Regions from separate parts of the Mus musculus genome. Here region 1 is linked to region 2. Evidence: chromatin contacts called from ENCODE Hi-C or POLR2A ChIA-PET data. All regions are on one chromosome and are shown on one strand. The core of a region is the stretch at or near the end of the contact, and the rest is flanking DNA. Distances in the headings are between cores, read along the strand shown. Region 1 has its middle 160 kb from the start of Dmrta1. Region 2 holds the start of Wincr1 (WNT induced non-coding RNA 1).

Region 1 (6,968 bases), core at 2,106-4,605, 470 kb before region 2:
CCAGTGCAGGGTGTTCTTTACAAACCATCCACCTTGCTAGGCATGGCAACTAAACAAAGCAGGCTCCCTCAACTCTTGTTGGATATATACCTTATGAATGAAGATACATACTCTGTTGTTTTGTTTGTAGTGTTTTGTTTTGCTTGGTTGTTTGGTTGTCTGCTTTTCAAAACAGGGGTTCTCTGTGTAGCCCTAGCTGTCCTAAAACTCTGTAGACCAGGCTAGCCTCTAACCCTGCACCCCTAAGGCTGGGATTAAAAGCACAGCCATCTCCTGGCCAGTTTTGTTACGTTAACCAAAGAGACTTTTGTTATTGGAAGTGATGATGGGTGTTAGGAAGGAGAAATGCAAGAAGAGAAGACAAGGAAAGAAATCAAATTGAAATTAGGGTCAGGAAATAGCTCTCTGAGAAAGTAATAATTATCCTGAAAGAAAGAATAGGAAGCAGACAGGTGACCGAACACTGATGTCACAATGGAGCCCCGTGGGGGGTCTGAAAAGGGAATGGACGTGAATCTAGCGAGCAAGGCCAAGTGTGGCTTGAGAAGAATCTGGAGACACAGGTAGAGAGGTGCTTAGCCAAGTCCTCGAGGCCATGTTAAAGTGTTTGGGGCTTGTGTTAAATGCAGCAAGAACCTCAACCAAATGTATGCCAAGTGCAAAGCAAACAGAAACCAGCTTTCCTGGCACACATTCTCGAACCTACGGCTGCCATGGATTTTACCACAAAACAAAGTACCATATTACAAACTGCCTGTTCAGAATTAATTCTTTTGTGAGTTACTCCGATCATAAAGAACAGGGATCCAGGCTGGATATGAAATGCAAAAGAGAATCTTAGCTATGCAACTCAGTGGGGATGGATCAGGGTGCTACTCACAGAGTTCTGTTTGAGGTAGTGAACACTTCTGTCCAGAAGGCAAGCACAGGGACGGTTATACTCCAGGGGGAAGCCACTGAACATGGGCTTTGCACAGTTTAGTGTCTGCTGGACGTTGTCCAGGTTGTCTCCAGTGTTCCTGTCGGCTCCCCAGCTAATTAGAGTCACCTCTATTGACAGATGTGGCAAAGGTCACTGCTCTGGGGACTTGGCTGAGGAGGGAGCATTTCACTGTCCTCGAGTGTGAAGACAAATAAGACATTACCCTAAAAGGTTCAAGCTCAAAGGGAATGCAGAGGTCAAAGATTCCCTGGACGTCTTGCACTCAGGTTCAAAAGCACCAACTGGACTGGATAGCAATAGCTCTGGAACCCAAGCCTGAAGGACTGATTGATTGGGAATAGGCATGGACGTGGTATGACGGGGCAGCCCAAGCCAAGCCAAAGCCAATATACGGTGACAAATATACACCCATCTATACACAAGGAATACACATGCAAAGACGCTTTAAAGATAACTTACCTCATGGGTGAGCCCCATCTGTGCTATCACCAAAGACCCAACATGGCTTCAATGATAGTCCCATCTAATGGTCACACAGATGGCCCTGACGAGCCAAATGGGTCACAGAACAAAACCAAATGTCAGAAATCTGTGAAACAGGGAAAATAGAGAGGAATAAAAGAGATGATGGGGGAGAGGGGTTGTAAAAGGGAGCTGGAGTAACCATAATGCACTGTATAGATTATGTAATTGTCAAAGAACTAACTTATTTAAAAGATACATTCTGTACATACATAAGCTTGTCAAGGGAAAAAAATATGGTTTAAAGATGCAGAGATCCACAGCAAAGCATTACAAGGGACTCAGTGAATCCAAAGGAAAAAGAAGAAGAGGAAAGATTGTAGGAGCCAGAAAGGTCAAGGACACCACCAGAAAACCCACAGAATCAACAAATGAACTCCTAAGGGCTCACTGAGACTGAAGCGGCAGTCAGGGAGCCTGCGTGGGTCTAACCTCTGCATATATGATAGTTATGTAACTTAGTGTTCTTGTAGAACTCCTAACAGAGGAAGTTGGGGCTGTTTCTGAAGCTCTTGCCTGCCTTTGAGACCCTTGTCCTTCGACTGGTTCACCTTGTCCACCCTTAATAGGAGGAGAGGTAGGTACCTAGCCTTACTGAAACTTGATATGCCACGGTTAATTGCTATCCCAGAGAGCCCGTCCATTTTCTGAAGGGAAACTGAGTAGTAGTGGTTGGGGAGGGAGGAGAGACTGGGAAGAGAGAAGAGAGGGAAAATACTGTGGTTGGGATATGAAAGAATAAATTGATTTAAAAAAATAAATAAAAGTATTGTTTAAGAAAATTACATTCTAGATTACATAAAGTGAATTTTAAACGAAATGAATTAACCTTAAATTTTATTTATTTTTACACGAATTGCATCACACTAAATTTTCTCTTATTTGAAAGAGCCGGCATAAAGAGTTACCAACTCAAACCAGGGGTTAGAAAACTATAACCTGGGCTGGTGAGATGGCTCAGTGGGTAAGAGCACCTGACTGCTCTTCCAAAGGTCAGAAGTTCAAATCCCAGCAACCACATGGTGGCTCACAACCATCTTTAACGAGATCTGACTGGAGTGTCTGAGGACAGCTACAGTGTACTTACATATAATAAATAAATAAATAAATCTTTTAAAAAATGTTAAAAAAAAAAAAGAAAAAGAAAAGAAAACTACAGCCTATGGTTAAATCTTGGGCTCAGCCTATTTTTGAAAATCGATTTTTACTGGAAGGTGGAAAATATGAAAACCTCTCAAAAATGATAACTTGTATTCTCCATTAGCTGAATTTTCAGCAATGGACAACTATTGTTTATACATTTATTTTAGAGACATTTATTACTAACACCTTGTAGTCCCAGAAAACAATAAGAGCAATGTACAGCGTAGTCAATCATTATAAAGCAGGGGGGAAAAAAGACTCTTTCTATTACCATAGAGTTCTTATGTCTGAGTCTCTCTCAAAATGACTCTCAGCTTATCAGTTTAGTTGACCCAGTTGTGGCCACTCTGCAGCCCTTAGAGCTTTCCTTGTGTGGCACAGTGTGTTCCTTACAAGGAATTAAGCCGAGAGAATTCGGTCTAACGGCAGTAAAAGGCAGAAGTGAGAATTTAGCTGACTCTACCACCACGCCGTTTTATCTTGAAGCTTCTGGGAAACTTTAGTTGCTTTGTGAAGGTGTTGTGGAAAAAGAGACAAGTTGCCTCCGGGGTTGCTAACTTCGCCGATTTTCTTTCCGTTTGAAGAACACAACCAACAAACCGCCACTAGGTGTCCTCAACACCAAACTAATCCTCACTTCGGCACTTTCAGAGGCGAACTCGCAGGGACACGGGACTCAGGAGTTCCCCCCGAGGGACAGATCAAAACCCCGTGCACTCAGCACGGCTCTCTGAGTGAAAAGAAGTTCCCGGCAACAGCATCCGAAACTTCGGATCTCAGCTTTTAGTACGGAAAGGCCGGATGGTGGGGTGGAGACCCTCCTACGCTGAACGGGAACAAGAGAGGCCAATTTGAAGCCGCCCTGCCTCGCAGCAACTTCAAATGCGCAGAGAATATGCATTGGGTTCTAACTGCTTTTGTTTTTTGTTTTTAATTTATTTTTTATTATGCTTTTGTTTTCTTTACGGCGTTTGCAAATAAGAAGCCATTGTTCGGCTAAGCCTGTTCATTCGTTTTTTCACGAGAAGACAGTAATATTACTGAGTCCGCAGTCAGAGTCGCCAACTCCATCCCGATTCTCATCCATCCGGACGCTCCTCTGCTTGTCTTTTCCAGTTCTCCCCTCCCTCGCCCCCCATCTTTCCCTCCTCTATTTCTTCTCAACGGTATCTAAATCTACCACCTTTACACACATAGTGCGCTTTCCTGGTTAAAATATGAATATTTACATATTCAGTGGAAATAGGATTTCTTGACTTTGAAAAGTCAATAAAAGGGGAAAGAAAAGGAAGAGGTGCTAGAGATGGCTCAGTTGTTGCGTGCTTACTGCTCTGCAGAGGATCCGGGTCCTGTTTCCAGCACCCACATGGCAGATCACCACTACCTGTAACTCTACTTCCAGGAGAACAAAGGACCTCATCTGTCCTCCATGGGCTCTTGAACATATGCATACACTCAGGCACGTATACATAAAATAACTAAATATTTAAAAATGAATAGGAGGAGGAAAGGGGTGGGGGTGAGAAAGCAAGCAGGTAACTGCCCAAATCGACCCAAAAGTTATGGACCATAAGGTCACATGGTGGGAACCGGTGGGAACCGGGAGCTGCAGAAGGCATTTCCCTTCATCTTTCCTGCCTCCACTCCGGATTCTTTATCATGTTCCAGGAATTTCTAATCTCACCACAGCCAGATGACTCACAGCGGCTGACTGGCTGTCTAGGCTTCTACCTAACACCTGTAAAGATAAACCCTGGTTAAAACAGCACTCATTGCAGGGTGGCCTTTGCAGATGGCCAGGGGGATTTTCAGAGTTGAGTTCAATTTTTCCCCTCAAAGGCTCACAGACCTTGATCTTAATTTCAGACATATTTGTGTCTGACAGCCAGAGGCTAGCTACACACCAGGAATAACCTCCCATGGACCAGACCTGCTGCTTGGGGAGAGGAACACAGGAGTACAGCAATCCTTATTTGGGACCACAAAGGGTTTTGGTTTGCAAGCTACTCAGACCAACCTTCTTCGTACTCACTTCACTGCCCCAGGCTGCCTTTTAGGGGCGTGTCATTTTCTCTCTGATCAATTGAGAGGTTCTTTCTAACTAACGTCTCTCCATGCGAGGCATACAGAAACAGTGGGCCATACGGTCAGATTCAAAATATAAATGTTAAATAGTGTCCTTCCAGGCAAGTGATAAAGAAAATAATCAAGGAGCCATATTTCTGAAGGCTTATATAGGAATAAATCCTTATATAGAGAGATAAATCATACATAAGCAGATAATTATAGGTCAACTCTTATTTATAAGACAATACTTAACATTGAGCTTTTAAAATACCCTTAATCCCTTCCAGGAGTTCTATAAGCATTAGTTAATTTAATGTTTTCAACAAGCTCATAAGGTACATATAATTATAAAACTGATGACCATGGAGGTATAGATTTTTCTTTAAAAATATATATGTATGTATATATACATATTTTTTTCTGTTATAATTAGAACATGGCTCTGAACATGCCAGAGAGCCTGGAAGATCTGTGAATTGAAAAAAAAAAAAAAACTAAAGGAGAACTTGTGTGCGTGTGTGTGTGTGTGTGTGTGTGCGCGCACGCTTGTACACAGGTGACTAAAGTATTTGTATGCTTCTGTGTGGAGGCCAGAGGACACCCTCAGGTCATGCACCTGAGGTACATTTCTCAGGTACCACCCACATTTTCCACCTTTTTAAAAACATAAACAAAGTCTCTCACTGGCCTTGTCAAGGAAGCGAGGCTGAGTCCTAGGAATCTATCTAGACTGTCTCCAACCCCCATCCCCAAGTTTATTTTTAAGTGAGTTCTGGGAGTTCATGCAAGACCTGGTGCTGGCAAAGTGGGAACTTTACAGATTGAGTTCTTCCCTCAACCGTGATTCAAATTCAAAACTGGAAATTAAACCCTTGAAAATAATTCTGAAGTTAAAAATTACCAGTCTGTGTCCAAATAAACAGGCTTGTTGATATCTCTGTGTGTCTATCTCTCCCTTCCTTCCTTTCATTCCATCTTTCTATTTCAGAAGATTATACTTGTTCTATTCCAGTACGTTTCATTTCCTGGTCTTTCTAAAGCACAATGCTAGAAGGCAGAGACTCAAGAATTTAAAGGCATTTCCTGGGCTAGACTGACCTACTGCTGGAACTAGTCATGCCAGTACCAGGGAAGCCAAGCGTGGATATTTAACATCTAGAAACTGGACTGGCCACGTACGAATCCCAGGGAGACTGTGTGAAACGCCAATGGAAGAGCAGAAAACTGGCTCTCAGAGATTGTCTGAAATGCTGTTTTATTCTCGAGGGACTGTGACTTGGATGCCCCTCAGAGTATGAACCAGGGTCACCTGCTAATCAGAGATGCATTAACCATCAGCCATGAGATAGAAAAGAATTTGGGCATGAGTATAAATCATACTTAGTACCTCATCATAAAAGTGAAAGATTTCATCAGTCTCACAAAATAGATGTGCACCATGGATTAGAGCTAAATCAATTAGTCCTCTTGACAAACAGTTCAGAAAACATGGGTTTACTTCATCAGGGTCCTGATTGGTGTCTACAATCTCCTCCTATAATAAGAGGTTGTTTCCCAGAGTGCATTGTGAGTGCCTTCTTCCCCAGCTGGGCTCTAACTTCCCCAAAGGTGAGGTTCTTCTCCAATTGCTGGTTGACGTGACTTGCTAGGATGCATCTGATGGTCAATATCTGTTAAATGACTAAGACACACTCATCCAACACAGTGGGAAATGGCGTTAATTTTGTCTGGGAACTTCTCAGTACCACAAGTTCAGAGGCCGTAAGAGCCAGAGCCAGTTCTCTGCCCTTGGCCACCTGGTTTCTACTACCTGAGATAGGCTTCTTTATTCAGCTTGGCGCACCACTGCCCAGGAAAGATGGGGAAGTTCTTTCAGTTTTTCTTCATAAGCTTCTGAATCATTTGGACAGATTTTTCACACACACACACACACACACACACACACACACACACACACACACACATGTTCCATCAATACCTTGGTTAGCAATATTTTAAATATACATTTACACATTACACATGCATATGGATCCAAAAGTGAACACATTTTACCATTCTCTTCTCATTCCTGAGAATGATATTCCTCTTTATCTTCTTAACTTTTTTCTCAAGATTCAGTAAAAGTTTGTAACTTTCTTCATAATTATATATTTAAGCTGATTTCTAACATGCTTTGTTTTTGAAGTTGCTGTTCAATGTGGGATATCTCTGCCCTCATTCTCTCTCTCTCTCTCTCTCTCTCTCTCTCTCTCTCTCTCTCTCTCAGTTTAACTGGATGCTCTGTCAGTCAACT
Region 2 (6,956 bases), core at 1,895-4,394:
ATAAAAGGGAAAATGATTGAAAATTTAAAAATAAAAGAATAGAATTAATTCTAAACTTTAGCTTATTCTAGCAATAAATAATGTTCATACACAGACCTATACAGAGAAAATGCCCAGGTCTGTCACCTTCTTGAGATATTTTCAGCATTGGTTTTCATTTATTTATTAATGTTTCATATTTATGTAATTATACTGAACACGATCCAGTCATTATGTATTTGCTAAGCAATTTACTAATAAAAATAAAGTACCTCATGATAAATATTTTTAATATTGAGAAGCTTTTGGAAAAATTTTTTCATTTTTTTATTAGATATTTTCTTCATTTACATTTTGAATGCTATCCCCGTTCTTAGTTTCCTCTCTGAAAGTCCCCTATCCCCTCCCCCTACCCTGCTCCCCAACCCACCCACTCCTGCTTCCCAGCCCTGGCATTCCCCTGTACTGGGGCATATGATCTTCACAAGACCAAGGACCTCTCCTCCCATTGATGGCCGATTAGGCCATCCTCTGCTACATATGCAGCTAGAAACACAAGTTCTGGGAGTGCTGGTTAGTTCATATTGTTGTTCCTCTTTTGGAAAAATTTAAAACTAACTTTATTTAGATTCTTGCTGCAGAAAGTATAAATAGGTTCACCAACTAATGTCATCAAAATTAAAATAATATTATGCAAATAAATGTATATCAAACTAATGTAAAATATAGTGAGAAAGGAAAAGGAGCTAAAAAAATATGAGGAATATAACATTCTAATTTCTAGGGAAGATTTCATTTCTCAATTTCTGGTTTTAGGATTATTGATGGGGAATCAAATCATTTTGCATCTAAATTTTATAGCAGAAATTTAAAATTGTGGAATAATTCCATGCAAGAAGATGAACATTAAAATAATCTATATTTCACTATGAGAAGAGCAGCAGAGGTGGTGAACTTGTTAGTTACAGCTTAGCCATTCCACTGAGGCTTGTACTGCAAGCCATCATGCTGAACATTAAAAATCCAGCGTTACCAGAAAATGTAAAACAATTTGAAAAATCAATGAAATAACTTAGAAAGAACATAATTTATAATATTTATGTCTTGATTTAAATATTAGGCTCGTCACGTGGTTACAGAAAATGTCTAATTCCCTTGGGGTGTGCACAAACAAAAAGCTTGAAGACCATTTTCTTGGAGGACTGGATTCAATTTTCCAGATGGAGGATTCTGCAGGGAGACTTTGACCTGGTATCAGTTGCCCAGGAATGAACCCAGTAGCTGTCTGCTGAGCACAGTGTGCTCTGCAGAGCTGCCTGGATCCCTGCGACAGACCGTCAGGTAGTCCAGCGGTGAGCCTGGACATCTGGTTGTCTTTCTGCTTGCTCCACTAACATGTACAGTGAGTCAGATGAATTTAGCAAAGGCGACACGAGTGACAAGAATCTTCTCCAGCTTCCCATGCCAAAAAGGGGAACTTCTGTATTTACCAGATAAAGGAAGTAGTTATTTCTTATAAAAGCTAGAAAAGTTTAAGGCAAACAAACTAGAAATAATTTGAATGAAAGCCTGAGTTTAAATAGTCCATGTATATGTAAAATAACTGCAGTTTTTAAAGTCACATATAACCATATTGGTATTAAGGTTTGAAGTTTAGCTTGGTAGTTAAGTTCAGGCCAAAGTTGTCCTTAAAGAGAGATAATTTTAAGACCTAAAGCTTCACTCTTGTAATGTGTAGGACAGCTTTATCCTGAGTAAATGTAAATTTTTTATGATTTATTGAGAAACATTTTTAATAACATCAAAAGTTTATGATCAAAAAACATGAAGTTTAATTATCTCTTCTAATTTTTTTTATAGTTTTTGGCAGGAAAATTTAGAAAGCAGAAAGACAAAATTCCCCCAAGTATTTAAAAACAATTGAACTATAAAAAATTACAAATGTGTGAAACTGCTTTATTTATTTGAATTACCTCTATCAAATTTCTCTCCTCAGAGCTCAGGAAACCCATGAAAGAGGAGGCAGAGAAAGTATAAGAGCCAGAGGGGATGGAGGGTTAAATAAAATGTTTTATTTAACACAATTAAAGCATCTCAGCCCAACTGCAGAGCAGAGATAGTTTTTGGCTTCTACTTTAACACATTAAAGCATATACATTTTATCCTATTCTATCAAGTCTTAATTATATTCCAAAGTGGTTGAACGTCCTGTTTCTACCCATCAGCATTTTATGTTTATTTTAGAACAATTAGGACAAAAATGATTAAATCTAGAACAGCATGTAGATATTTATACTTAGAACTCATCTACAGCAACGACAATCTGGAAATGAATTCCGTAATTGATACACTCCTTCGTAATGTCTTCTTATTCTCTGTAATCACAACACTGCTGCCTGCCACTCATGTATCACTGCTGGCCAGTTTCAGGGAAGCCACATAAACCATAATCATCAGATGAAAACTCACATGGAAATCACTGCCATTTAGAAAACCCCACTTATGTGCTGGTCTAATGTGCAAGAGCACATTAGAGATATTATTATATTGCTTGCAAAGTCAGATACTGAAGAAACTCTTCTGAGTAATTAGGAAAATACATACAAATTGCTTTTTGAAAACTGAAGAACATTTCAAATACAATCAATTTAAAGAAAAAAAAAGGCTAATGAGATGGCTCAATTAATAAAGCATTTACTATACAACCTGATGCCCTGAGTTTGAGCCTAAGAACCCAAGGTGGAAGGAAATAACCAATTCCCACAAGTCGTCCTCTGACCACTGTATGTTCTCAATCTCTCTCTCTCTCTCTCTCTCTCTCTCTCTCTCTCTCTCTCTCTCTCTCTCTCACACACACACACACACACACACACACACACACACACACACAAAGTAATACTGTAAAAGTTATGAACCCCATTGTTTTCTATATATTACTTACCTAAATGAATAAAAGCACTAAAACTGAATTCAGCATTTTCAGTGGGATCACAAAGATGAGATATTCTAATATTCCAAGACTTGTTCCCAGCCATTTTCAAGGGAAATAAATAGGATTGTTTTGTCAAAGACTAAAACTTGCCAGAAAGAATGGATGACTAGGATGATAGATTTGAGATATGGGTGGATACTTCATGATATTCAGGCCATTTGCCTAGGAGAAAGGAAGAGGTGAGTTGTACTTTGCCTTTGTGATAAAATCATGCAGCTATTGATGCTGTTTGATGTGATGATGTGCTTAATTTAGTGTATTTATCTATGGTATTTACAGTAACGTTGTTCCAAGTTGATTAAGGTTTAATCACGAGTGACTAAGCAAGCAGGCATGAAAGAAAGAGTAAGTCATAGCTGTTACTCACGTATGCTCACTCTTCCAATGTTCAGGGAATTAGATTTGCCTGCACAATTTATGACTAATTTGAGACTTTTGTTGGGAAAAGAAATTAATTGGAGATGAAATTAAGAATTGGAAAATGAAGAGAGAGTTATTAAGTTCTTTGCTAAGTTTCCACACAAATCAGTAGACCTGTGTTTCCCAGACTTATCAAGGAGTATTGACGTCTCTGTATACAGACAGTTGGCACAGCACTGGTTAGATTGTAGCTGTGCTCTAATTACTTGTAGATTTTAAAATCCTAGTCCCAGATAGGTAAGAAAGCTCAGAGACCTGGACACCTAATTGGCCCCCTCCTCCATAGCCTACTAGAACAAGAGCTCTTAGCTCCTTGTGCAGCTCGTAGGATCCTCTTTCTGTCTGCCGGTTTAGGCAAGTCTTGTCTTCACCCCACGGCTTGGCAGGCTGTGGGGCAGGAGAACTGAACAAATTAAGCTTTGCAGTGGAATGCTGGCTTTGAGGATGATTGAGAGCTAGCTGAATCATTTAGAGGTTTTTAAAGATGTAAATAATTTACCTAAACACTGTTTAAGTATCACCAATGACAAGTCATAACACTTAGCCTACTTATAGCCAGGGGAAAAAAAACAATATTTCATTTTCAATTTCTGATGTTTCATGTTAGGTGTCAAGCAAAATTTTAGTTAAATGTTACCCACTACGTGGTATAATATCTTGATCTATTTCAAATTTAAAAGCTTGAAAAGTTACCCCAAGTGATTTTCTGAGGACATTGTATAGGAATACTTTCCAGTCACAGTTGGGAGACTGGCATTATGAGTTTCTGTCACAGCTCTTCACTGTACAAACTATTGATGGATACAGATTCACAAATAATGGAAACAGAAATGTCATCTTTTGCAAAACAATAAGATATTAACAGCAATTCATTATGAGAGTTTTACTACACAAGTAACTTACAAGAACAATAGTCACTTTGCAATTTAGGTAGAAAATAAAAATCCCCTAACAATCCTCCCTTCCTTTTCCCCAACCCATTTGTTTTCTTGCTTTCATTAGTTATAAAGCCCACACTCTGTTTTGTCCACACCATATATGTGGATAAGACATTATAATTATTATTGTGGTTTTTCTGTGAATATAAATTCACAGAAATATGAATAAAACAAATATTATTATGATAGTGAGTAAAAATGTCCATGTAAGGATTTTCTTAATATATTTATACATCTATATATAATATATACACATAATATATATATATGTACATATATATAATATATATATTATATATTTCTTCTTTTTATTTAATCTTCCTTTTTACACTCCAGATTTTATTCCCCTCCTGGTCCACCCTCCGACTGTTCCACATCTCATACCTCTTCCCCACCCCCTGTCTCCATGAGGATGTCCCCACCCTCCACCCTCTACCCCACCTGACCTCTAAACTTCCTGGAGCCTCCAGTCTCTTCTCTGTCTGAACACGGACCTGGAGTCCTCTACTGTATGTGTGTTGGGGGCCTCATGTCAGCTGGTGTATGCTGCCTGGTTGGTGGTCCAATGTCAGGTTAATTGAGACTGCTAGTTCTCCTACAGGGTCACTTTCCTTCTCAGCTTCTTACAGTTTTCTTCACAAGTCTGGTTAATTTTACATCTAGCACTGTGTTTAGAAGCAGCTTTGAGTGTGGAATTTTCTTGAGATGTCGCTTTCCCTGATTACCCATTACGGAGTTGAATGTTATAACTGTTTTTTCCTTGTGCTCTTGTCCTGGCTTTACACCCAGTGGTCCTGTGTGAATATTCTGACTATACATTAATGCTCCTATCCAAGTACAGAGCATTATACTCAAAGTAGCACAGAAAATGAAAAGAACCACTTCTTAATGATCAGACTCCATTACTTAGTAAAAAGAAACATGACAAACTGAAAGCTGGTTGGTGTTTCACCCAAAGGTATCAATAATTGGTAAACTTTTTTATTGCATCGTGCTATTTTACTTTTACTTTACAGAACCTCTGTTTTCAGTGTGTGGATAGAATGAATAACCAGTGTTCACACTACATTTTGTGTAATTCAAATATTGTGTATATTCATTACTCAGAGGCAGAATATCTTCCTGTAACGTTACTCTTGGACCTCTGCTCTTACACATGGGGTTAAATTAGAAGAACGATGTGTTATCATGTCAGTCACAGTGAATGCATCCATTTCCTTGTATTCCAGTGGGCATCGTGTCTCTATCTACGTAAATTCAATGTATAAATTTGGAGAGCAATCTGACATAGATGGCTCCCCTTTACAGATGGACACACGGGCACACAAGGAGCCAGAAGGTGTGTGTTTGCATGGATATGCATTTTGGTGAGAAAGGGAACCAGGTGTGATTTCTTATTATTGATTCTAAGTTTGGACAAGATCCTTAAACTTTTTGAGGTTGGGTGCTCTCCTTCCTGAAATGGATGCAATTACCTAGAAGTCCCACAATGGATTTAATGAAAATTATTATTGAATGCTATATAGAAGACACTCAGTTCTTTGTTGTTGTGCATTTTCAAGGTAAACTCAATTAGAGACAGAATGTCCTAAGAGTATGAGCAGATTGACGTGTTGAAAATAGAGCTCTGTTTTTTTTTTTCTTTTCCTTGATTTTCTGCAGGAAAGTTGACCACAGCAGAGAGAAAATAAATGCGTTTACAATAAATATTTACTACGCTCATGAAAAATGGAATTCTAAACGTTATTTAAAGCCAGAACATCTTTAACAAAAAAATCCCTTCAGTTTATTCAGTGAAATAATTTGGCCATGACAATAACTCGTTTCTGACTAGCGCTTTAAACTTTGAAAATAAGAACAAGAAACTTATTGTTAGTAGCAAAATTATTGAAATATTTTGTCTTTTATTCTATCTTTTTAAAAATAGCAACTGCCCTTAAATTTTCTCCTTCTCTCTTCTTTTCCCTTCTCTTTCTTCCCTTTCTCTTACCCACCCCCATATGGAGAGTTGATAGACAGCTATTAACAGATAGATAAATGATAGGCAGGCTGTCTTCTCTGGCTCCTTCAATCATATGGGTTTTCTCTGTCTTATTTTTAGATTGAATTTCTTGGGAATGGGAGAGGTCACTGGCACTGTGTGGCAGAAGAAGGATCTTATTCGGGTTCCACCTTTGAGTGACAATAAGGAACATTTTCTTATTCTCTAGAAGAAGATTTTCCTTTATCCCCCAAATTTCATAATTATTATTCCACTTCATAATTATTACCTGGTCTTGTTTGAGGCTTTTATTTTTTTTAAAAGCATTCAATGTAAACACAACACGTAACAGTGAGTACTCACCAAGATAACAATGCTCAACAAGGAATCAAAGTGGTAACTTGACGAGTACAGATATTTTTGCATGTACGTTAAACTGCGTGGTACATGGTAAGAAGTGTGTTGCTAATAAAAAGCAACTGTTTACAAACACAATATTTTTTTTTCTGGTTTAGATCCATGCAGGCCCCATATTTGCTGCTTCGGTGTCAGTGATCTCCTATGTGTCATGCTTACCAGATTCAGCAGGCCATGATTTCCTGGTCTCCTCCATCCCCTCTGACTCTTACAGTCTTCTACGCCCTCT

What was found. A loop is a pair of places that touch in the nucleus more often than their neighbours do. ChIA-PET counts read pairs that join two places held with the same protein, here RNA polymerase II (POLR2A).
Region 1: a loop to region 2 is called in a map of Patski, with 4 times the contacts of the local background. The contact joins the enhancer-like site here to the promoter of Wincr1 in region 2. A Hi-C loop is called at or near these places in 1 of 37 maps with a recorded cell type or tissue (Patski). POLR2A ChIA-PET finds 5 or more read pairs at or near these places in 1 of 5 experiments (Patski).

Annotation. Positions count from the first base shown.
Region 1 is chr4:89,521,138-89,528,105 of GRCm38, reverse strand. No RefSeq gene overlaps it. Among named protein-coding and RNA genes, the nearest start is that of Dmrta1, 160 kb to the left of the region's middle. Within about 2 kb of position 3,355, at least 1 of the 3 ENCODE cell types and tissues checked has a DNase peak (open chromatin) inside an H3K27ac peak, as active enhancers do.
Region 2 is chr4:89,046,495-89,053,450 of GRCm38, reverse strand. It overlaps Wincr1 (WNT induced non-coding RNA 1), which reads right to left and starts at 3,144. Exons shown (of 3, transcript NR_033533.1): 1 at 2,921-3,144.